Linked DNA regions of Homo sapiens: all the other regions are linked to region 1. The links are chromatin loops, found by intact Hi-C in ENCODE. Cell type or tissue: dorsolateral prefrontal cortex. All regions are shown on one strand.

Evidence for each region. Peaks named below come from ENCODE experiments on the same cell type or tissue, not always from the same donor. Only the 100,000 strongest peaks of a DNase experiment are listed, where the experiment ranks them.
Region 2: it touches region 1 in a loop (5-fold over the local background); 10 of 110 quality-filtered maps call a loop at or near these places.
Region 3: a loop joins it to region 1, with 12 times the contacts of the local background. A loop is called at or near these places in 10 of 110 quality-filtered maps.

What each region holds. Positions count from the first base shown.
Region 1 is chr10:78,910,037-78,918,036 of GRCh38, forward strand. No RefSeq gene overlaps it. Among named protein-coding and RNA genes, the nearest start is that of ZMIZ1-AS1, 150 kb to the right of the region's middle. RefSeq lists enhancers at 473-977, 978-1,482, 3,227-3,746, 3,747-4,267, 5,900-6,401 and 1 more. In dorsolateral prefrontal cortex, a CTCF peak has its summit at 3,865; DNase peaks (open chromatin) are centred at 3,037, 3,885, 4,665 and 6,425; H3K4me3 peaks cover 729 bases; H3K27ac peaks cover 2,438 bases.
Region 2 is chr10:78,961,956-78,969,955 of GRCh38, forward strand. It overlaps ZMIZ1-AS1 (ZMIZ1 antisense RNA 1), which reads right to left. Exons shown (of 10, transcript NR_024431.2): 6 at 869-931; 7 at 1-94. Among named protein-coding and RNA genes, the nearest start is that of ZMIZ1-AS1, 100 kb to the right of the region's middle. RefSeq lists enhancers at 2,774-3,334, 5,093-5,592, 5,599-6,382. In dorsolateral prefrontal cortex, no CTCF peak of the experiment used is centred here; a DNase peak (open chromatin) is centred at 3,266.
Region 3 is chr10:78,971,220-78,979,219 of GRCh38, forward strand. All of the region lies in intron 5 of ZMIZ1-AS1 (ZMIZ1 antisense RNA 1), which reads right to left. Among named protein-coding and RNA genes, the nearest start is that of ZMIZ1-AS1, 92 kb to the right of the region's middle. RefSeq lists enhancers at 941-1,872, 3,427-3,476 and silencers at 2,156-2,275, 2,316-2,385, 2,556-3,045. In dorsolateral prefrontal cortex, CTCF peaks have their summits at 2,874 and 3,719; DNase peaks (open chromatin) are centred at 1,622, 2,102, 2,542, 3,042 and 1 weaker place; H3K4me3 peaks cover 2,218 bases; H3K27ac peaks cover 4,142 bases.

The sequences.
Region 1 (8,000 bases):
CTGTGCTCAGTGGCAGAGAAATAAAGTGGACATCAAACCCCTGGTTCAAACCCTGCTTCCACCCCTGCCATGAATAGGGGTGAGCCTAGAGCTTACCAATCCAAGCCTCAGTTTCCACATCTGGTAAAGGGCGAGGAGGCTTTTTTGCCTTGGAAAGTTACTGGGAAGCTTCATGAGATAATTTGCACCAAAGTGCATCCGTGCCTGGCACCTAGTGGATTCTCAGCCCGTGCTTGGGGAATACAACAGATCCCTAGTCAATGGTTGTGAAATGCCAAGTAGAGACTGGAAAATTCTACTGGGTGCTTGAGCAGAGTGTGGTGTCTGGGCCTGGCATCTGCCAAGGCCTGAGTGGGCTCTTTCTCCTGAAGGCCCACATGTGCCAGGGATGGATGTGACCACTCCAAGAAGAAAGAACAGGGCATTGGAGGGCAGTGAAACAGGAGGTAGGACACAGTCACCTGTCTAGCTCCACCACTCATCCAGTGTGCCCACCTGGGAGAGTTGCTTCCCCACTCTGGGATCACATTTCCCCTTTGCAAAATTAGATCTTTTTCTTTCATCCTTTTAAAGTGCCATGGGTGCCCTCACATCACTGCTTCTTCCTGAGCCTCAGTTTCCTCCTCTGTGAGATGGGGATGGCATGGCCTTCCACTCGGTGCAGTTCTGGTCCCAGCATGCTGTCGATTTGCTGGGGGACCATGGCACTGGCAGCATGTGTCTTATTAGAGGTCCCTTTCTTTCTAGATGCCATTCTTAAAGATTTCCTCAAAGGTACAGGCAGAGATGTGAGTCAAGCAAGATGAGCCTGCAAAGGAACCAAGGCATCCTCAAGCCACTAGACCCCAGTCATTGAGAGACCATGGCTTTGCAGCCCTGCTCCCCCGGGGCTCCTGATGCCAGTGGGGCAGGCAGAGCATGACACGGTGTGACCAGTGCCGTGAGGACAGAGACGATGCAACATGGGGAGCACAAAGGGTGAGCAGACATTGCCTGTGAGTCCTGCCCGGGGGTCAGGAAGGCCCGCCCAAGTCCCCACTGCCACCTCAAGGCCTTAGTGCCGGGCAGTCAATGCCAGCCCACACCCTTCCTGAATGCCAGACCTGTCCTCTCACTCCTAGTGGGCATCTCCTTCCACTGGTGCATGGGCACCTCCAGCCTGGCTCATCCTCTTACCATCTGATCCCAACCTGTCTCTCTACCTTCTCCACCTCAGTGGTGACTCTACCACCCACACATCCAGAAACTTGGCTTCCCCCTTGTCTTAAACCACTCCTCACTGAACTGGCCTCTAATTGGGGTCCACCCATTTTCCTAAATTCTCTTTATCCCTCCTTCTTCATGCCCACCTAAACCCTCATTTAGGCCTCCTCATACACTGGCCTCTTTCCTCCCTAGACTGGGGATTCCTTGAGAGAGGGCACTTTCTCTCTCAGCAGCACATCCCAAAGCCCAGTATATTGGGGCCTGGTAGGTGCTGCTTAAATTTTTCTTAAATAGAATAGATTAGGAAGTCTTCATAATGGAGGAGACATCTGGGGGGTGTCTGCAAGCCTGAGTAGAAGTTAATCCAGTGGACCCAGAGGAATGGAGTGTGGAAATGACGCCCCTGCTTCGTTCCACAGGGACAGAAACCAGTGGGTCAGAGCCTGGGAGGTGTGGCAGAATGAGAAAGTGGTGAGGCCAGGGCAGGGCATGCTGGAGAGGCACTGGGGCCAGATCCTAAAGGGCCTTCAATGCCACACTAAAGAATGTGGTTTGAGGGAGGCTGACTTTATTTACTTTTCTTCTAGATTTGTCTTTTGGGCAAGGAGCACTCTGACGGCACTTGAGGAAGACAAATCGTGAGACCAGCCCAACACTTGGCTCTGAAAACCTTGCCCCGGCCTCTCATGAGATCAGATTTCCCTGCTTTGGGCCAAACTCTTTAAAGCACTTTGGCATCGGGTGAAAGATTGTCAAGGCCAAAGGGCTGGCAGGGGCATGTTGGACGGTGTCCAGGGTCATGCTGGTCCTCTGCTCAGCTCCTGCTCTTATGCCCTAACCTGGTGGCTCCTTTGGAGCAAGGATACGGAGCAGAGGTGGCCAACCTGGGTAAAGGGTGAGTTGGGGACCAAGGGGACCACCCTGCAGAAGACATCTGTTGTTACAGCTGTGGGTTGGGGGCCACAGCAGTGGGAATGCTCCATTGTTGAGGATGTTTGAAACGTGCCCCTGCGGGAGCAGGCTTCACATGCTGGGACCCCACCTCCAGGATGTCATGGCAGCCCCCACCCATCCTGCTTCTTGGAGGATGGAACTCCTTCTGGATGCTCAGTAGCCAGGGATTCTCCATTGAATCACTTGGAATGGGAGCACATGCAAATTGTGAAAAGACATCCGGGCCATGCTAGTGGCCTCAGCATCACTTTTTCTCCTCCTTTCTCCTCCACCGCTGCAGCTGGACTTACCTGCAGCACACACACATAGCAGGGGCCTCCCCTGAGGTCTTGGGCCCACAGTTGCTGCACACTATATATAGTCTTTTATTTGAAAATTATTTGAGTTATTCATTAATGTATACTCGTACTCCTCCTTGAAGGTACAGTGACGGCACCATCTCTCCCAGGAATTCTCCCTGGATTCCCCCAGGCTGTGGGGTGCCCCTTCTCTGTGCACTATCCACCCCTGCTCCCGCTCCTCACTTCCCTCTATCAAAGCAGCAGCCTCTGCTTTGAAAGAACAGAATGGCAGCGCTGGCTGTGCCCTCACTAGACTGAGTTTCTTCAAAATGTGCCTCATTCATGGGAGTGCCCTAAGCCTGGGACCAGCCAGGGGCTCAGTCATGTTCACAAGCCCAGCCGAAGGAGGGTGGGAAGGGTGGTCAGGAGAAGAGAAGCAAGCAGAGGGGTAGGGGGTGACCGCATCAACCAAGGCTTGCATGGAGAAGAGGGTCCAGGTCGGGGATACTCACACTTGCTCACACATCAGAACACCTGGAGGTGCATCCAAGCTCAAAGAGCTGGGCCCACCCCATGCTCCTGATTCAACAGGTCTGTGCTGGGGCCCAGGGACAGGCATCCCCAAATGGTGCTGGGTGATGCTGATGCTGCTGGTCCTGGGACCACACCTTGAAACCCCATCTGGTCTGAATGACGGTGAAGCCAAGAGTAGGAGGAGGATGAAGAAACTAGGACGAGAAGAGGGCTGGAGCCATGCTGTGCAGGGCATTCAATGGTGGCTCAGAGGAGTCACAGCCACTAGGAGGGACAGTGTCCAAAGGCTGGGAGACGGAGACACCGGCAGCCCCAGGTGTGAGCCCCCACCCTGCCCTGACTCTCTTCCCCACATCAGCCAGCTCCTTCCCAGGGCACCGAAGTCCCCTCCTGTGTGAAAGGCACACAATCTCCATGCCCAGCCCACCTCCTCGAGAGGCAGGTGTGCCTCGCAGGGAGAACGGCCACGAGAGGGTTTTGCAGGCTGGAAGGCCCTCAGCAGATGTGTGAGAGTGATTATTATAATCTCCCCTCCCCCAGATGGCATGGTCCGGGTTGCCCCCTCCTCCGCCTGCCAGGCCCCTCTCAGCGGTCCCCGGGGACATGAAGGGCCCAGCTGCCTCCTGGGAGGCCCAAGCCCAACCTCAGCATGGGCTCAGCCTCCAGCCCACAGGGCCTTTCTTCAGGTGCAAGGACCCAAGTAGCTGTCAGCGGGCAGCTCCTCGGCGGGGCACCTCGGGCGGGCGGGAGGCAGTGGTGGGGGTGGCGCAGTGCAACCAGGGAACAAAGGCCGGCTGGGAGTTGGCAGGGCGCCATCAGGGTTCAATGCACAATGGCCCGGGGGGCTGGCGGCTTCGCTCCTGGCCGGCATTTGCATAATGTCTGGGGCAGGAACAGGTGCCCGGTCAATAGGCGATTGTGAGACTGTTCTGTCAAAAGAGAAGGGGCCTGTATTGAAGGCCAGGCTCGCCTATTGCAATGCAAATAGCATTCAAAGCAGACCAGCCCAGCCTGGACTCCCGGGAGCTCAAGCTTCATGAAAGCCACCGAGCCGGCCCGGCTGCTGCCGCTGCTGGTGCCCGCTTTGTCTGAGGCCAAAGGGTGGCATCAGCAGCGGGGGCTGGGAGCCGTAGCAGGGAGTGAGCAGACTGGTCCACCCATCCAGGAGGGCTTCCTGGAAGAGGAGCTTTTGTTGTTGAACTTGGGCCAAAATATTAGAATGAAACTCTGCGGCTTCTCTGAAGAGAGCCCCAGACTAAAGGGGTTACCCCAGACTAAAGGGGTTACCCCAGCTGGGTATGCCACAGCGAAATCTGCAAGGGCCTTGCAAGCGCCTTGCCAAGTCGCTCCCCACTTCTCTTTGCATGGCTCCAAGCCCTAGGATTCTGGCTCCTTTCTCAGGGTACATAGTGAGTACTGCGTGCTCACAAAAGACCAATGCCGCTCTAGTTGCTCCCTGTGGATGAACTCATTCAATCCTCACAGCAACCCTGTGAAGTAGGGTGTATCTGTGTTCTCATTTAACAGATGAGGAAACAGAGGCACAGAGAGGTCAAAGGTTGCACAGCTAACATGAGGCAAAGCCGGAGACTGAACCCAGGCAGTCTGGTTCCAGAAACCATACTCAGCCACCATGCCCGGGCTGCCAATGTGTTCCCTTGCTGCTTCACGAAGGAACTCAAGTCCAGAGGGCAGCAGCTCCTCCTAGCTGGACCAGAATCCAGCTTCCTGGCTTCCTGCCCTTCCTGGCTCCTACCTCAACAGCTGAGAGTACATCAAAGAGGGAAGGTCTGACGTCCACCTCAGGGATGGGCACACGGAGGTGGCACTGGGTGATAATACTGAGATTACATTTTTTTCCAACACCGAAGACAAGGAAACACCCTTTACCTCACAGAACTATTCCAAATTGTAGGGACTTTTGCTTGGCAGGTTGTGTGGGTTCACTGGAAAAGCAAGGCCCTCCGAAGCTGGGTTCAGGTCCTTGCTCTATCACTTACAAACCAGATGACCTCAGACAACTGACTTCTGTTCTCCAGCTCTCAGGTTCCTCATCTGTGAAATGGTTGGTTGTGATAATTTGCATTCCACGGATGTGGGAAATACAGCTCCTTAAAGTGGTTCTCAGTGGTATCTGTTCCCTTCCCCACACCGGACTCTCTTTGGAAGTGAGAGCCTCAAAAATATTCCACCCCACCCAGTTTCATGCTGAGATGAAGAAGCACAAGCATTTGTGTGGGTGTGAATTTATTAAGTCGCTTGCTTGCATTCCATTGACTTTGCAAGATTTTTTTTTTAATTTCTTGAAAATTTTCAGGGAACTCCCCAGGGGAGGCCATTATCCACCACACAATGCTTGTGATGCCTGAATCGGATAAGAGGAAACTCCCTACTGTAATGGGACAGGTTGAGGGACTCTCCAAGCTCTTCACCGGAACCTGGAACCCTGGGCTCCTCTCACCCAAGCAATCAGAAAACATCAGCGCTCACCCCCTCATCAGTGCACAAGAGCTCTCTTCTCCCAGCCACTCTGATAGATCACCAGTGGCTGCCTGCAGGCTGTGTTGAGCAGGGTTCTGGAGTCACATCCCGGCACATTGGGAAAAAATGTCATGGTCCTCCAATGATGCCTGCTGGATGCAATGGAGGCAGTGACTTCCATTACACATTTGTCAGCCTCAATCTAGTGGTGGGGAAATCAAACCCAGAGAAGTGAATTGGTGTTCCCAAAATCACAGGGTGACAATCTCAAAGGTAGAAATATCTATTATTTTTCAAAAAACAAAGTATTTCCTGAATGTTTTATAATGAACCTGTGTTACTTTCGGAATTTAAAAAAATAAGGTATTTTCAGTTAAAGAAGTTTTAAACACATCGAAATGACCCTACTATTACCATAAGGAAAAGGGAGGTAGAAGATGTTCGGGGCAAAGCCATGGTGTTCAGGGTGGGATTTATTCAGGGCAGGGATGGCTATGTTTTGAGCAGTGTCAATGCATGCACTTGTACAGTGCTTTACAGTTTCCAAACTGCATCTCACCCCCTTATCCAGTTGGTCCTCCCCAAAGCACTTTGGAAGCAGGAAACATAAGCATTATTTACTCCTACTTTGCATGTGAAAAAAAATAAGACTCAGAAAACATGTGAGTTACCCAAGGTCACAGGGTGAATGAGTGGTTGAACTGAGCTGTGACCCCTGGTGACAGGCTCTGGGAAAAGTTAGGAGGAGCCCGAGGGAGCTTAGAGGGAGCCTCAAGACCTTCCATTCCATTCCATTCCAATCCATTCCATTCTTAGCCAGCGAGAGTCACAGCATTTGCGGAGGCAGCTGACCTAGAAGTCAATCCTGCCATAGCCTGTCTGCGGGGACCTGCTGGCGCTGGGAGTGTGGGCCACCCCCAGAGGTAGATAGAGCATCCTCTGGTTCCCGGGCCCTCCCAACCCCCCTCTGCTGACCTCATCAGCTCCCTGCCACACAATGCACCCTTCTTCTCTTTGGCGCACCCCACCCCCAGCTCTTAATTAAACTAGCTGAAGGATACCCTTCACAACAGAGGCACCAGCAGGGCCTTGTTCCTGAGCTGACCATTATCCTGCCTTGGCTACCAGGACCCACCCTCCAGGAGGCTCCTGTGAAGCCCCAAGGCCCTGCGTCTGATAGGTCTGACACCTGGACACAAACAGTGAAAACATCAGCAACGTAACAAGAAGAACCCAGAAATCATAAGCCCTGTATGGATTTTTTCATGAAAAATCAAATAAACCCATACTCATGGTGAGAAAAGGAAGTATGCTGTGGAAGAAAGACATGGAGTCCTAGCTAGGGTTTAACACCTGATTCTACCATTGACAAACCAGGTGGCCTTTGGTGAATTGCTGCCTGTGCAACTCTCAGTTTTCACAGTTATAAAATGGGAGTCATAGAAAAATGCACGTGAAGAAATGACAGGAAAATGCAAACCAAATGACCAGGAAATTGAGAAGGCTGGATGTAATTGGAGCCAAATGTATCACCCCTGGACCCCAGCAAGAGGAAACCTCCTGCTAACTCTTCCTGCTACAGCCGTTAGAAGTCTGCCAGTGATCTCTGATATGTGCTTAGAAGAGGAAAACAGGTCATAAGGAAGTTTGCTGCTTCTATTCCAATGAATAAATTTCGGAGATGTATGCAGTGACCCCAGCTCTCTTGGTGAAGGAGCAGGCAGAGGTTTGCAGTGAGTTGGTGGGAGCTGGCTGATATAATCAAATTTTATGGTTGCATCCATTGTCCTAATTGGCCATATACTTGAAGTTAAAGGGACACAACACTTGGCCACTGGATTCACAATTCTCACAGACCTGTAAGCACATATAGGGCAGTGTGACTAAAAGGCCCCACATCACAGGGCTATATTCAGAGCTCAGGCTCAGGAGACAAGCAGACCTGAGTTGAAATCCTGATATCCAAACTTTGAGAGCTTCAACCATTACATAACTTTTCTGAGCCTCAGTTTCCCCCTATGTAATAACTTTTACCTACCTATTAGAATTATTGAAGATGAAATGAGCAAATGTCAGTAAAGGCAAGGTGGAAAATCAAGCACATTCATAGTTCCCAAACCACTCCCCACACTGCTTCCAGGAGTTCTTCCTTAAATGTAGCCTGACCATGTCCAGTCCCTACTTAAAATCCCAATGGCCTCTCATTGCAATGAAATCCAAACTCTTTAACACGATACTTCCCCTGTATTTCTCACCAACTACATTCTTACCAAGGCTCCCCCAAACTGTGCTCCAACTACACCCAGTCACGGGGTCGATGCTTTCCTCTGGGCACCATCCCTGCAGGTGCTTACCCTCCCGCCCTGTAAGCCCTTCCCCCATTCCTCATCTGCTTAGTTCCCAGCCTCTGGCCCCAGCTAAAAGAGCCAAGGAAGGCTTTGCCTTTGATTCTCTCCTTTTTGAAACGTTAATGAAATTTTTTTTGAATAGGCAGAACATTCACAATATTCAAAATCCAAAAGGCACAAAGAGGTATATAGTGAG
Region 2 (8,000 bases), 52 kb after region 1:
AACCTCCTCCAGCAGGCAAGTGGAGAAGGGAGCTCCGAGCACAGGCAGGAATGCAGGAAGCCCAATTAGGAGGCCAGCCGGTCATCTGGTGGACCTAAGACAAGGATACAGACAGGAATGGTGGCAATGGAAGTAGTGTGACATGGAGACATTGGGGATCTGGAGAGTCAATAGATTTGGTTGTTAGCAGGAGGCCAGGAGTGACACAGGACGATGGTGAGGACATTCACAGAGACTGGCTCAGGGAGAAATCAAGTGTTGGGTTTAAGCCATGAACACTTTCGTGGAATACCTACTGAGGGTCTGCCCAGCCATCTCCTGGAGTAAATGCCCTTCTTGGGTCTGGAAGATGTGGGGCCTAATGCCAGCTCCAGACAAGGAGGAGGGAGGGGAGGAAGTCCCCTAGTTCTGAGACCTCTTGGAGCATGTAAGTGACAAGGATTCTCTGTGGGGCAGGGCCTGTGCCTTTACACAGCTCCTTCCACTGAATTTATCCCAGCAAAAGAAACCGCGGGGCTAGGCTGGCAATGCCTTATAGCTGAGCCTGCTGCAGGGGAGCAGGGTCGGGGTGCTCCACAGTGAGCCAGGACAGGTTCTCCTGGCTCCCCTTTGTCTGTGTCACCTCAGGCCAGTGGCTCCCCATCCCAGGTGACCAAACACTTATCCCAGCCTCACGCCACAGACAGCTCAGAAGCCGGTCCAGCTCCACCAAAGCACTTCCTGGAGTCAGAAGTATGGCTTTCTTCCAGCCCTGGATGGAAGGGAAAGAAAGGGCACCCAGGGCAGCCGGCCACCCCCTCCCTCCCCTCCTGCAGCCAGAGAAGTTGGTGCTCCCTGCTCAGGACATCCTCCCAACCCCTAACCTCACCTGTAGAGAGATAAGCGGCACTTGGATTGCAGGAACACCATGAAAGCTGGAGAATGTCAGGGCCTGATGGAATTTGAAGTCAGACAAGGAAGGGTTCAGATCCCAGCTCTGCTACCTACTGGGTGACCATAGGAAAGCCGCTTCTATATTGTTTTATCTGAGAATCTTTTTCCTCATCCGTCAAGTAGGGATAGCAGCTACCTATCTCGTAGGCGATTATGTAGAGTAAACACCCCGGCTCACTCCAACTTCTCCTTCAGGTCTCAGGCGTCACATCTCAGAGGTAATTCAGGCCCCCTGGGCCAGGCTGGGCTCCCTGCTAGGTCACCCACCCTAGAATGTATCACACTGTAAAGGGCGGGTCACCATCATGTCCCCGGGACCAGGCACAGCGTCAGACAGTGACAATGCTCAGAAAACTGCTGAGTGAGTGAGAAGCTGCCTCCTCCATCCTCGCCAGTCTCCGCCTCTCTGGAGAGGTGTTCTGCAGTGTCTGGTCACCCTGCAACCACCATGCAAGGAACCAGGGCTGGGCTGTCGCTGAGCAAGAACGCCTGCTCTGGACCTAACCTGCAGCTGGTTATTTAGGGACTCATGTAATTCCACGGTTGGCTGGAGAGCTGGCCCCCAGGGTCAGAGCTGGGAGGATAGGACACATTTGGGAAACCCTCCCACACCCCAAAAAGTGGACCCCCAGTCAGCCCCAAGGCCCAGAGGCAGCGCCGACTGGATGGAAATCTGAGCACTGGATCCAGCCTGCCCACTGTACAGATGGAAAGACTGCAGCTGGGGAGGGCGAGGCTTCCCTGAGCTCACACGGCAGGGACCGCAGCCAGCCTTCCTGTGCATACATGCAGGGAAAATTAGGGCAGGAAGCTCTGGGGATTGGGCTCCTTGCAGCAGCTTGCAGCCTGACAGGCTGCCCAGGCCAGAGAACCAGCCCCGAGGCCTCCTCCTGCCCCAGCTACTGTGGGCAGGCGCCCTGCTGCCCTTCGGAAGCAGCCCACGCCAAGCAGGCAGATGGTCGGCAGGCCCCCTCTTCGAGCCCCTGGGCCCAGATGGCCATCCCCGGCATTAGGTGGGGCATCATAGCAGCAGCAACAGGAAGCCTGCCGCCCGCCAAGGCCCATCGGAGAGGGAGGAGCAGGAGCTCCGGCCGTCTGGCCACCCTGCCCTGCCTCCCAGGGCCTGGCCATTGCTCTAGCTGAGCGACCTAGGAAGGCAGCATGCACAGAGCCAGGGGTCACTTCCAATGGTGCAGACCTCTCCTGGGGAATACTGTTGAAGGTGGCTCCACTCGGGGGGGACACAGCCCAGAACAGATGACTCCTTCCTGGGAGAGTGCCCCCCGCCCCTTCACTGCCTGCTGGTCAGTGACCAAGGGAATTGAGCCTCTCATGCTGCCAGAGACTTCAACCCCTTCAGCCCCTTGCATCTCCAAAGAGCTCCCTGGGGGTCAAGAACAACTATAACAGTAATAATAATAGCTAATGTTCCTTAAGGACCTGCACACTATTTTAAGATCTTTAGAGGTACAACCTCAATCCCTGAGGCAAGGCTATTATTATCATCCCCACTTTACAGATGAGAAAATAGAGGCTCTGAGAAGAAAAGTAAACTTGCCCAAGTCACACAGCTAGGAAATGGCAGGGCCAGGATTCAAACCCAGGCAGCCTGTCTCCAGAGCCCACCTTCCTAAGCACCACACATTTCTGGCTGGGCCCCCGCTGGTGAGTCCCACACAGCACAGTGCAGTGGGGCAGAGAGACACCCTACCTTGGGTTTCTGGGGGTGACTTGTCAGGTAATGAGCTGCCCATCACAGGCACTCACTTGCCTGGGCTGGTGCCTCCTGCAGTGGGCAAGGAGAAGCTCAGGTAAGCACTAAGAAGCAGATGGAAGGAGATATGCCATTGAGAACAGGCGTGTGTGTCTCTGGGAGAAGGCATGGGAGACCTAGAAGGGCAAACACACTTACACACAGCCTCACGCAAGGACACACTCACACGGTTGAACCCCTGATGCTCACACGTGAACACAGACATGAGTGAGCATGTGTGCACATGCATGTGGACACACAGACACACTCAGGCTGTTCTGGAGAGAAGTAGGACTCTACTATGACAACAGGACCAGCCTGAGAGCCCTTAACCTGCAGGAAGAGGTGCCCAATCTTGATGTTTGCCCCCAGAAAAGCATGCAGCAGCCCCTTCCCCTCTCTGAGACTCGACGTCCCCTCCCGTGCAAGGAAGGGGTTGTCTGAGGTCATCTCCAAGATCTTGGGCTCTGTGCCGTCTGGCCAGTCACCTGCGACTCTGTTCCCAGAGCCTGGCAGGGAGCTGTGACTCAGCAGCAAGAAGCCACGCAGGAGCCTGCCCGCAGCCCCCTCCCCTGCCAGCACACACAAAGGGCATCTTGTTACTGCAGCCGGCCAGCGGGAGGGCGGGAGAGGGCTGTGGAGGTGAGAGGCCAGGAAGGAGCCTGTGTCAGCAGCACTGGGGGCAGGGCGGGGAGGAGGCCCAGGCAGGGCTGCTGGCCGGCCACAGGGGCCCCAAGCTGGTGGGGAGGGCCCTTGGGGCAGGCAGCCGCAGGTGGGTGGCTGCAGGGAAAGGCTGGCCCCGGGCTCCTGCATGGAACCCTGTTTATTAAATTCCCTTTTCATTTGTAAGTTACAATCTGAATGAGCTCTCCTGGCAGCAGCTACACCCCTGGAACTTCCCAGCAATGTGGGGCAAAACCCATAGCCCAGGGCTCCCACTCAGAGCCTGAGTCTCGACTCTGCGTGATCGAGACATGGGTGCCCTTTGGATGAGATCATGGCCAGGTCGGTTTTGCCCATCTGTAAAACGGGGTTGCTGAGCTGAGGAGAGCTCGCTGTAACACACTCCCTGGCAAGATAGAAGTCACCTGGCTGGGACGTCCCAGACACAGGTTAGGACACCCTGGTGTCACACTTGCTGCTCCTGCTGTGGGACCCTGGGCAAACCACTTACCCTCTCTGGCCTCAGTTTCCCAGTTTATAAAATGGAGGTAGTGGGAGGTGAGAGGGAACTAGATAGAATATTCTTCCTGGAAATTGCTTGGGAATCATTTTTCCATGTGTCCTACATAGAAAAAGACATGAGACACTCAGGTCCATGCAAGTGAGGGGGTCAATCCAGAGTATATATGTACATGTGTACACACATGTGTACATGTGTGAACATGTGAGCAGACAAGCAGGTGTGTCCCCTCTCGAGTGTGTCCAGCCCTCAGGCCATGCAGGCCCTTCCCTGAGTAGAACAGGGCCCAGGGCAAAGGATTTCCAAGGCTGGTTATTCTTGACACTCAGGGACCCCCTAGACACTAGTGACTGATTTGAGAGGGCCAGGTAAGCTGTGGCCTTGCAGAGACCACTGCTCCAGACACTGTCTCCCCCAAGAATTCAGCAGAACTTGCTGTCAGTTGTCTGTCCACCCTAGACCGCGGTACCACCACTGGGCTGTATCACAAAGGACCCCATATACGTCGCATCCACATGAGTGCTGCCCATCCCCGCCTGAGCTGCACCCACGCCACAGCACTCTGAACTTTCTTGTGTGAGTATCTCACCTTCCCAGTGCCCATCTGTCTCCAGCTCCGCCAGGGAAGGAGCTCTGCATTCTGTCAGGAAAACAGATGGGACAGGCTTTTACGTACTGTGAAGTGCTGTGGGTGCTAGTTGTTCCACTGAATCCTTAAAATCCCACCCATCTCATGAGGTTCACATTCCCATTTAACAGATGAAGAAACGGAGGCCCAGGGGAGTGAGATAGAAGACCCAGGACCTGGATGGCTTCATAAGGGGACATGAGCACCACATCTGTGGTCAGAAGTGGATTCAGAAGCCCAAGGAGATTCAGAAGCTTGAGAATGGATTCAGAAGCTTGAGAAGTACAGACAATGACCCCAGAATCCCGGGCTGAGCCCGGTGACCTCAGTGAGCACAGAACCACCCTGTTAGCTGTGGTCTTAGGGGCAGCCAAGGCCTGTCTATCCAGCGAGCAAGCTAGCCAGCTGTGCTCAGATTCAGACTTCCCATCTGCCCTCCTGCCCATGAGGGATCCCAGGAGGCCTAGCACAGAGGGCTGAACTTCAGACAGAGACCAGCACTGGGGGCTCAGGCCTCAGGCACACCTCACCTGGCTCTTCTCCTGCCCTCCCTGCACCAGGGGCTGAGAGGACAGCAAAGCGCAGCATGGGTGGGCACTTCCCCAGGGCAGGTGGACTGGCATAGGCCAGATGCCGAACTTCCTGGCAATATAACGTCCCACTGACGGCCTGAAATGAGGAGTGGTTACGTGGCCTCTGGGGGCAACATTTAATAAGAGCTGCTATTTTAGGGATCCTAACTTGGCATGAGGCACTTCAAATTTGTTATTTACTTAGCAAATACTCCCCAGTTGCCTTTGAAGTTCTGGGTCCTAGGCGGGTACAAGGACATGATGGGGAATGAAGCAGACACAGCCCCTGCCCTCATGGAGTTCACAGTCTACTGAGGCGGAGGGGGGGCGCCATCTCTAAATAGAGACTCACATATAGATAAGAAACACAGAAGAGACCAGGATTCTACCAGTGTGGGAACCTGTCTGGAACTCAGAACCAAGGAGGACTTCCTAGAGGAAGTAACACTGATCCCAGATCTTCTGAAGAATGAATAAGAGCTATCTAGGCAACCAGGAAGGGAAAAACATTCTAGGCAGACAGAAGCTGAGGCAGGAGAGAGCAGTCTTGTTGACACCTGTAATTTTCATAATAACCTTAAGAGATGGAATAAGGCATCCCATTTTACAACTGAGGAAATTGAAACTCCAAGAGGCCAAATCACCCCAGACCCTACCCATCCAGTTGGGGTGCAGATCCAGACCCCGCACCATGCGCTGTGCATTTCCAGCCTTCAAAGCCTGGCACCTGATGCTGAAGCTTAGGAGGAAAGGTCATGGAGGGAAGAGGCCAGGTCTATCCCTGCCCACAGCCCACATGCAGGAAAGTGAGCGGGGACTCCCACATGTGTTCCCTTGCCCAGTGGCGAGCATCCCACACCCCTCCCAGACAGGGTGAGGGACAGGCATCTCCCCCAACAGCTTTGGAGCTGCTCACCTGTCCAGCAAGGACATGCCCCAGAGCCGCAGCCCCTCACCTGCCCCTACAGCCTGCGGAAAGTGTGGTTGCCTCAGCCTTCCCAGTCACCAGTATGTGAACTGTGGATCCTGCAAGGAGTGAGGGCCTGGGGAGAGCAAGAGGCCTCCCCAGACAACACCTCCCAGGGGAAGTGGCCCTGGCACTGAACCACGAGGACTTTGGATGAAGTGAAATGGAGCAGGGAAGGGAGCTCCAAGTATGGAGCTCAGAGAAGCAAAGGCATGGCAGCAGGGCGCACCAGGGGCAGTAGGGGAATAGTGAGACCTGCCCAGCAGCTGGAGTGTCCCTAATTCTCAGGGGCTACCAAAGCCCTAGCTCCAGAACTGCCCAAGGCCCATCGTGGACCAGACCCAGGACTCAACACAGCCCAAAGGGCACAGTACGAAGACGTAACCTTCCCTTTGGCTCAGTGTGTGAAGTGCTGTGGGTGCTAGCTGTTCCACTGAATCCTCAAAATCTTACCCATCTCATGAGGTTCACATTCCCATTTAACAGATGAAGAAACTGAGGCCCAGGGGAGTGAGATAGAAGACCCAGGACCTGGATGGCACTCCACGAGGGTGTGCTCACTCAGCTCTGGGACACAGATGGGAAAGTGAGCGAACAGACAACATGTGCAGGCCATCCTCACGGAGAGGCCGGTGTGCAGAGCTGCACCCACACCCTGCCCCATCCCAGAGCTGGGTAATGGGGCCAGGAGCAGAGGGAAGGCATACCAGGGCCTGGGAGCTGGCCAGGGGAGGCAGGGAAGCCCTTGTGTTTGTTTCACCTTGCTAACTTTCAGTCCTGAGGTCTGGAGCCCTAGGAGCCAGGCCAACTCCTTGGCCAGACCTCTGTGCAGAGCAGGGCTACAAGACATTCAGACAGTTCTCTGGGAACTCGGGACCATCGGTATCTCTATGCATTCTCCTAATGGCCTCAGCTCTGTTAAATATATTGATGTTCCTGGAATACAAATATCCATAATTTAATTTCCATAAAAGCTTCTTTTGCTTAGAAAAGAGTCCCTCCAAAGTGCCCTAAGCTATCTTCACTTGCAACTTAGGGTGGGGGCTGTTGTAGCCTTTTCGGAGGATAGCACTGCAGCCTGGGTGGGGCAGGAGGGTGGGTCTCAGCAGGCTCTGCTCCCTCATGTCCCTACTCAGCAGAGCTGAAGAAGCCCGTTGCCAGCCCTCAGGCATCCCTGGCCAGACCCACCTCCCACCCCAATCCCAGTTCCGTCTTAGGTCCTCACTTCTGCCTCACTGCCTCATACCCTTTGCTTCCTCATTCATAGGGACACTCTGATCAGAATTCATCCTGGCCCACTGCCTGTCAACCTCCCATAGCTCTTTTTTCTCTAGCTGACAGGCCAGTCTGGCTCCTACCTCCACGCCTAGCTCAGGTGCCTGAAATCCCACCCTGGGTCCATGCCTCAGGTCTCTACTTAGTCAGTAAGCCAGATGAGGCCCACCTGATATTAAATTTAATCCCAGAAGTCAACTCCAATTCGTTGGCATCAGTTTCCTGTGTTGAGAAGGATTCTGATGCTATATGGGGGCTCAACGGGAAAGGGTCATGATTGATGAATGATGTTAAGCACAGTACAGGAAGGATGTGCCACTGGTTTGCTGTAACCAGCCAAGATTCTTTAGCCATTTTAGGAGATGCAAATGTGAGAAGTGTCAGCTCCCAGTCCCATGCCCTGCTCTGTGCTCAGCCTTGGGCTGGGCTCAGAGGAAAGTTAAGAGAAAGGAAAAGTCCTGCCCTTTGACTGACTGGGAAGTGGGGAACACCAGAAGCACTGGATTGAGTTTCCCATCTCTACGTGAGCGTAGGGCAAAATGGCCCTAAAGGTTCTGAGGTCCAGGGAGACAAAGTAAACTGCCAGGGTGCGGCGTGGCCTCTCAAACACACGTGGAGCCTCACGAACCCACTGAGTAACAACAGAGGCTCTGTGTGGCTGGCCCTGAGGTACAGGGCAGCAGGCAGAG
Region 3 (8,000 bases), 61 kb after region 1:
TCCAAGGGATTTTCCCATATGCTCAAGTTTGAGAACCAGTGCAATAGGGAGCAGTGGAGACTGTGGTAAACTGGAGAACATACACCCGGCCTGTAGGGGCCTCTGCTGCTCAGCTCCAGCCCACAGTTGCCGCATAAAAACGTGAGCCCAGTGTGGCCAAACTCCCCAGTTATTTGAGGGAAATTGAAAATTCACACTTTCATGTGAAATGCCTTCATTTGTAAATAATGGTTTTTTTTTTTTTAATCTCACGTAGGCCAAACAAAATTTGTCTGCAAGCCTGGGCAACATAGTGAGACCCCATCTCCACAAAAAAAAAAAAAAGAAAAATTAGCTGGGCATTGTGGCACATGCCTATAGTCCCAGTTGCTTGGGAGGCTGAGGTGGGAGGTTCTCTTGAGCCCAGGAGGTCAAGGTTGCAGTGAACTGAGATTGCATCCCTGCACTCCATCAAGACTCTGTCTCAAAAAAAAAAAATTGTCCTCAAATGGAGACCAGCCCAGGTACAGCCAGAGTATGACCTGAGGGGTGGAGGCTTCTCCCCACAAGGAAAGATCCAGAAAGATGCTGTCACAGCTGTCCTTCCTAGACCAGCTTACCTCTAATGGACAGCCCAGACCCCATGCTTCCCTGGGACTCAGAGACCCCTATGTACCGTGTAGGACTGCTTCTGAGTTTTCAAATCCCAGCCAAGGTCCACAGGATCCAGCACTTCCCTGGGTCATGGACCAACAGGCTTGGACAGGCAAAATTCTGGGCCTTGAGATCAGGGTTCAAGGCAGGGCTGGGGGTAGACAGAGAGTACACTGTCCTTTCCTGAGCCCCTATTCCATGACAAGTACATTCCATGACATATACTCAGGGCTCATAGGCATTCTCTCTTTAACTTTTGCAACCTCTCCATGGAGTAAGGGTCACTATGCACATTTTAAAGTAGAGGAAAAAGGGGTTCAAAGAGGTTATGTGACTTTCCCCAGGTCATAAAGCTAGCAGATGAAGGAGCCAGGCTGTGACCCCACATGCACCTGCCTCCCAGCCTATGTAGATCCTAATCTTCCCAACTACCTGCCCCCCCGAAGGATGGGAAAGACTGGGAAGTGGCCAGGGTTGGCCTGCTGTGGCCCTGGAGCCTGCCTCCCTGATCAGGGTCACAACCAAGGCTACGATTCCAGTGCCAGGGGACCAAGTCCAGCAAGCAAGCCCTGGCTGGGGGGGCTGCAGGAGTGAGCAATCCTGGGGAAGGAGCAAATGTGTGCCCTGCTTCAGCCTCAGGGGGGTCTGTCCCTGCATGCAAATCTCCAACCTGGAACTGGGAAGCTTTGGCAGCTGGGCCAGCCCATAGAGAGGGAGCAGGGCCAGAGCTGGGAAGGTTCTAGACCCAGCCAAGCAGCAGGGGCCTGAGCTGTAGCTTGAGTCACAGCCTTGCCTTGGTCACACTAGCCTTTCCGAAGGCCCAGCCGTCAGCACTGGCCCTGGGGTGGACCCCTGTGAGGCTGTGTGGTTGCCAGGGAAGCCAGAAGAAATGACTTACTCCTGCCCCTGCCTCTAATGTCATGCGGTCACAAGTCCCCAGAAGGTCTGGGCTGGCCTGGGCCCTTGCCCTCCCCACGGTGGGGGCTCACCCAGCCTGGGCGCGCTGGTCACACTCAGCTCTGGCCAGGCATGAGTCAGCACTGTCAGCCTGCGTGTGGCCACAGCTGGCTGGACGCTGAGGCCAGCCAGGCCGGGCCCTGGAGGTCTGCTGGGGCCCTGGGGCCTCACTAAAGGGGAGAGGTGGCCCCAAATGACCCACAGGATCACACAAGAGAGAAGAAAAAGGACTAAATAGAGAAAAGCCAAGTACAAAGTAAGAATCTCAAAACTTAAAGTGGCAGACGCAAATTCAGAGTCAGGAAAATTGGCCACACAACACAAACAGACACACACACACGGGTCACTAGCACACGTGTAACCCCCACTCCAGACAAACACCATATGCAGAAGACACACATGCCATATATACACATCCTCGCAGTGTCCCTGTGTCACGCGGAAAAAGCCACGCCTACACAACTCAGCAGACACACACTGGCATTCCCAGAGGATGAGCCCACACAGGCGCCGCAAGCCCGCCGCAGGTCCCGCATGCACTGCCTGTCTGTGACAGATGGCTTCTGTCCAACCCAAGGGTCCGGCCCACAGCCCTCGGCTCACACGGCCATACAAGTCTGGGGACATCATGTCACGCTCGCTTACTCTAAGGGCCCTGAGGCTTGTGAGGGCTGTGGTCAAAGACAGGCCTGGGAACTGGGGTCCTGAGCACCCTAGCCCAGCCCAGTCCCGCCCCGCGGAGGGGCCCGACTGAGCTGGGCCGCGCGCCCCAGCAGCCCCAGCAGCCGCCGCCCACCTCGGCCAGCCTGGCTTCTGCGCCCCGCCAGGAGGTCGCGGAGCGGAGCGCGGCCAGGAAGTGAGCTGAGAGTGACAGCTCCCCCCACGCTGTTTGTTTATTCATGACTCATTCTCTCCACACACTGGCTCTTCTTTCTTTCGGGAGGAGGGGAGAAAGGAGCGGGAGGGCGGGCGGGCAGGGGAGAGGCAGGCTCCACAATAAACAATGAGGCAGCTGAGCCGGTGGGGAGGGAGGAGCCCGCGCGGGGCGCAGGGCCGGGGCTGGGGCCGGGGCGCGGTGTTTCCAGGCCGGCCGGCCCGAGGCTTGCGCTCCCGATCCCCGATCCCCGATCCCCGATCCCCGCTCCTCCCGGCCCCGCCCGGCCCAGCCCGGCCCGGCCCGCCCGCCGCCACCTCCCGGCGACCGGGCAGTAGCAGCCGTAATTGGATCCTCGCTGCCTCCTCCCAGCTCCCCGCCCCCAATCGGGGAGCGGGTAAATGCCGGGTACCTTGGCAAAACAGTCGGATCCAAACCTATTATTTGACTAATGGGCTTCCCTCGTGCGGCTCCGCAACGCCCTGCAGACTCGCCCCTCCCCCCTGCCCCCTCCCCAGAGATGGCTCCCCTCAGCGGCGCGGCTCCGGATAACTGGAGGAAGCGCGGGTTCCGAGGCTTCAAGGGCCTCATTGTTCTGCCTGGAGGGGCACATTGAAAATGCTCCAGGGTTTACTTCCTGTGAAAACAGCCTGGGAGGGAGGGGGCGATCCACGGTGGAAAGACATTATCCTCCTGGAAGCCGCCCAGATTACACAGGGAGAAAAAGGTTGTTTTGATTGTTGCTGGCTCTTTCTTTCTTCCTTCCTTTTTCTTTCTTTTTCCTTTTTTTCCCCTTCCCTCCTCTCTTTTGCTACCCTCCCCGGGCCAAAGATGAATCTTTACTGCTGTGGAGCAAGTTGGAAATGTGGGGCTGTTTTCTGCATAAATAAGGCTGGTGAATGGCAGAGCCAGATATAAAGTCTGATTCAGAGAAATTCAAAAGAATGCAGGGGCGATGAGGTGGGCAAATCCAAGAAACTCATTTCCCCAGCATGCCCCTCTGAGTCACGTCTTGCACCATGAGGGGAAAACACATCACGCCACAATATGTCACATGCCTGCCGCAAAGGAGCAGGCCCGGTGGGAGTCACACAGCTCCTTCCTCCCCAGCCTGGCTCTGCAAGTCCAGAACCACAGAGAGCAAAGTGTCAGCCGGGAAGAGGCGAGGGTCGGTCCCACCAGGCTCCAGGTCAAAGCCTTCTCCTAAGTGAGCTGGGGCAGGAATAGTACTATAGCAGCAGCGCACCCTTGCACAGCGCCCACTAGGTGCAGGGGCCTGTTCTGCGTGCTTTCCATATATTCCCTCATTTAATCCTCACCACGACCCTGCAAAGCAGGTGCTTTTACTCTCCTCTTTTCCAGGTTAGGAAGCTGAGCCCAGAAAGGTTAAGGAATTGCCGAAAGCCACACAGCTGGTGAGCAGGGAAGCCAACCCAGCAGGCTGGCTGCGGGGTCCACGAGCTTGGCCACTGCACTGACACTTCCCAGCTTCCTCAGACTTGTTATTGGAAAGTGGAGACAGTGACACCAGCCTCAATGGGAGCTCAGGAGGGTGCATTAGGAAAATCCAGGCAAACTGTTCAGGACAGCACTAAGCATTAGCTCATGTTGATGGTGCTATTGTTTTCAAATAAACTGGACCCATAAGAACAATTCCTTCCTAACTCACAGGGTTGTCTTGAGGGTTAGGAGAGACCAATTCAAGAGGCCGTCCCCAGGGCAATGCCTGGCCCTCGGCAGGTGCCCGTGGATATTGGTTTTCTTCTGCTTTCTCTGCCTCCTTTTCCCATCCCTTCTCACTCAACCTGAAGATTCTTGTCTTGAGATTTTCCCATGTACCACCCAGCAGAGTAACCATACAGGCACCTCTCCCAAGATCCTCAGCCCCACTGCCGTTCCTGTCAAACTGGGTGGAACTCTACATGGGCCCAGAGTGCCAGCCTTACGCGGGCCTGCCCTGACCACTATGCGGCGACTTCAAAGTGGCTCCCCCAGCCCCTGCCCCCTCCACCTGCACAACTCCATTTGGCTCCGTTCAGCTTGTTCTTTTGGCCACAGCCTCATGGCCCTCTAACACACTCTACAATTCACCTCTGACCGTATTTGTGATGTTTTCTGTCCCCCACCTCCTCCAGCTAGAGTGTAAGACCCACAAGAGTGAGGATTGCCACTTTGTTCACTGATGCATCCCAAGCATAGGAAGCCCCAGTGAGTGTCTGCGGAACGAATGAATTCCCGCTTGTTGACCACTCTTCCCTGCCCGTTGCCTCCTGTATTCACCAGAGAAACTCCCACTCATCCTACAGACCCCTGCCTCTTGGAAACCCTGCCCCATGCCACCCACCCCTGCTTCCTTGCTGACAGCTCACAGTGCACCCTCCTTTAGTCATATCCCTTGTCACTGCGCTTTGCCTCACCGACCTTCCTTCCCAGACCTCCCCACTGGCCCTTCTGGGACCCCACTTCCTTTAAGAGCACCCCCTCTGTCCTCAGCCTTGTGATGGAGGCTTTGCCGCTGGTGACCCATCTCCTCTATCCTCTCTGGGGCGGCTGTTTCTGTTCCTACATCTCACTCCCTTGTGTGGTTCCCAAGATCCCCACATCCCTTTCACATCCCTAGGGGTGTTTCCAGACTGTGAGGCCATCAGACCCTTTCTTTTTTTTTTTTTTTTTGAGAGACAGGGTCTTGCCATGTTGCCCAGGCTGGTCTCGAACTCCTAGGCTCAAGTGATCTGCCCACCTCAGCCTCCCAAAGTGCTGAGTTTACAGACATGAGCCACTGCACCCTGCCCTAGAATGGGATTTTTTTTTCTCATTTAGGGTTCATGCCTCCTGATTCTACTACTTTCCCCTCTCTCCCAACCTCTTGGATCCCACCTTCCTAGCCAGCATCTTTTGCTCCTGAACTACCCAGCCTCAGGTCGCTGCCTCTCCTTCCCTGTCCAAGGTCTGCCAGCAGCTGATGGCCTTCAGCATCCATGTGGGTGACCCATCCAATACCTGGACTCCCCGGACCTCCAGCACCCTTCTCCAGGGACCCTCTAGCCTACTCAAGTCCAGCCCCCAATCCCAGGCCACCACTCGAAACTGCTTTTCCTCTTCCATCTTAACCCCAACATCTCTTCTTTCCCTCTGACCACATTCTCCAACTGCTCCAATGGTTTGGTCATCAGAATGACCCTCTCACCAGCACCCCTGATTTCTTAGTACCCCCATCCTTCCCTTCATCCGCCCAGCCAGACTTAACAGGGGCCAACCCAACCACACTCTTTACACGGCAAGCTTAGGCTGGCAAGGGCCCACAGCATGAAGATTTGGCGCCAGTGTCAACATGAGGTCTCCAGTCTCAACTGCACCGTGGACATGAACCCAAAGTCCTCTGCCTGCTTGCCGGCCTCCCATTTCCCTCATGGGTTCTTTGTCTCACTGACCTTCACCCTTCTCCCTCTGCCAACCTCAATTCCCAGAGACACTTGGCTTCGTCAAAATATGAAGGCCCTTTGGTGGGACCTGCTGCCCCTGCCCTGCCTCCAAACACAGCCCCACACCCATCCTGAGTATCCTCTGTCCAGAATCAGAGGGTAAGGAAGGTCTCTCTTCAGCCTGCCAGCCCACCCTTGCAGTGAGGTGCTGGGCAGGCCCGCTCTGGAACCTCGCCCATCTCTCCCTGGCCTACAGCATGTCCCTCTCTACCAAGACTTCCTGCTCTCACCAGGCCTCTGCATGTGCTCACATCTCTCCCATCCTAAGGAGATCTTCCCTAATCTCTGCCTCTCCCTGGCAGGCCACTTGCTGTCCTCTTCTTGTGGGATACTTTACTGCATTCAGTGCAGTCCCCCACATCCTCACACTTAACAGCTGTGTCCTCCCCGGGACCACGTGACATCACCATTTCTGCTAGCCTCCTACCTCTCTGACCATCCCTCCTCTCCTGCGGGTGCCCCTTCCTCCACCCACTCACTAGAGGCCAAGGATGGCAGGGAGAGATCCCTTCTTCCCTCTGTGGGTCTTCCTGGACCGTCTCACCACCCCTGTGGTTCCCCCACTGCTGTGGGCTTATCCTTTCCAGACGTACACGTCTGGCTCAGCCTCTCCTGCCCTCCAGACCCTGGGTTTCCAGCTGCCTCCTGGGGTTCTGTGGCCACCTTAACACCTCATAGGCACCTCAGACTCACCATGTCTCAACCTGAGATTGGCCTTGAGTTTCCAAGTCGGCTCCACTCCCGGAATTCCTCAGGGCTGGGTTGCACCACTGCTCAGCCCCAGGACAAGGCCACCTTGACTCCTCCCTCTCATCCCACACACATCCCATCAGTCTCTGGGTCCCAACAACTTGACCTCCTAAATGTTTCTCAACCCGTCCCTCTCCCTGTCCCGCTACCACAGCCCAAGGTCAAGCCCTCATCATCTCCTGTCTGGGTTATTGCAACAGCCTCCCCTGCCTCATGCCTCTGCTCACTGAGTCAGCTGCCACACTGCTGCCAGGGTCACCACTTAAAATGCAAATCCAAACAAGCCGCTCTCCAGCTTTAGAACCTGTAAGATGAAATCAAACTGCTAAGGGTGGCCCACCGGCAGACCCAGTGCCCCACTGAGCCTCCAGAATCCTCTCCCTCCACCCTGGGCTGGGGTGTGTGTTATCACAGCACAAGGCAATAATCACTTCACACAGCTTCATGCCTCCCTGGTTTTGTTCACGCTGTTTCATCTGCTGACAGCACTCTGCCCCATTTTCAGTCTGCTTAATTCTCTCGTCTTTCAAGACTGATCTCAGGCGCCTCCTCTTCCAGAAAGCCTCCACTGACTACCCCTCCTCCCACCTGAGGCTGATGCTGTGCTAGGGGATAAGATCATTCTGTTCAAAGTACTTGTTTAGGCCAGTGCGGTGGCTCACGCCTGTAATCCCAGCACTTTGGGAGGCTGAGGCAGGTGGATCACCTGAGGTCAGGAATTCAAGACCAGCCTGGCCAACATGGTGAAACCGCATCTCTACTAAAAATACAAAAAATTAGCCTGTAATCCCAGCTACTCAGGAGGCTGAGGCAGGAGAATTGCTTGAACCCAGGAGGTGGAGGTTGCAGTGAGCCGAGATCCTGCCACTGCACTCCAGCCTGGGAAACAAGAGCGAAACTCCATCTCAAAAAAAAAAAAAAAAAACAGTGCTTGTCGAGATGGGTGTCTTCTCCATAAAGTGTAGGATTCTGTTTTGATATCCATACCCTCAACACCCAGAACTGACTAGGTGCTCAGGAGAAATAGGTGGAGGTAAGAAAGATGCCTGGCACTCAGTGGATACCCAGCTCATGCCCAGCTATCCTCTCCAGCCGTGCTCCAAGCGGAGCCTAAGGGTGGCTCCTCCTTCCATACTTAGGAAATCTTGAAAGTATTGGCCGGGCACAGTGGCTCACGATTGTAATCCCAGCACTCTGGGAGGCTGAGCTGGGTAGATCACCTGAGATCAGGAGTTCAAGACAAGCCTGGCCAACATGGTGAAACCCCATCTCTACTAAAAATACAAAAATTACCCAGGCATGGT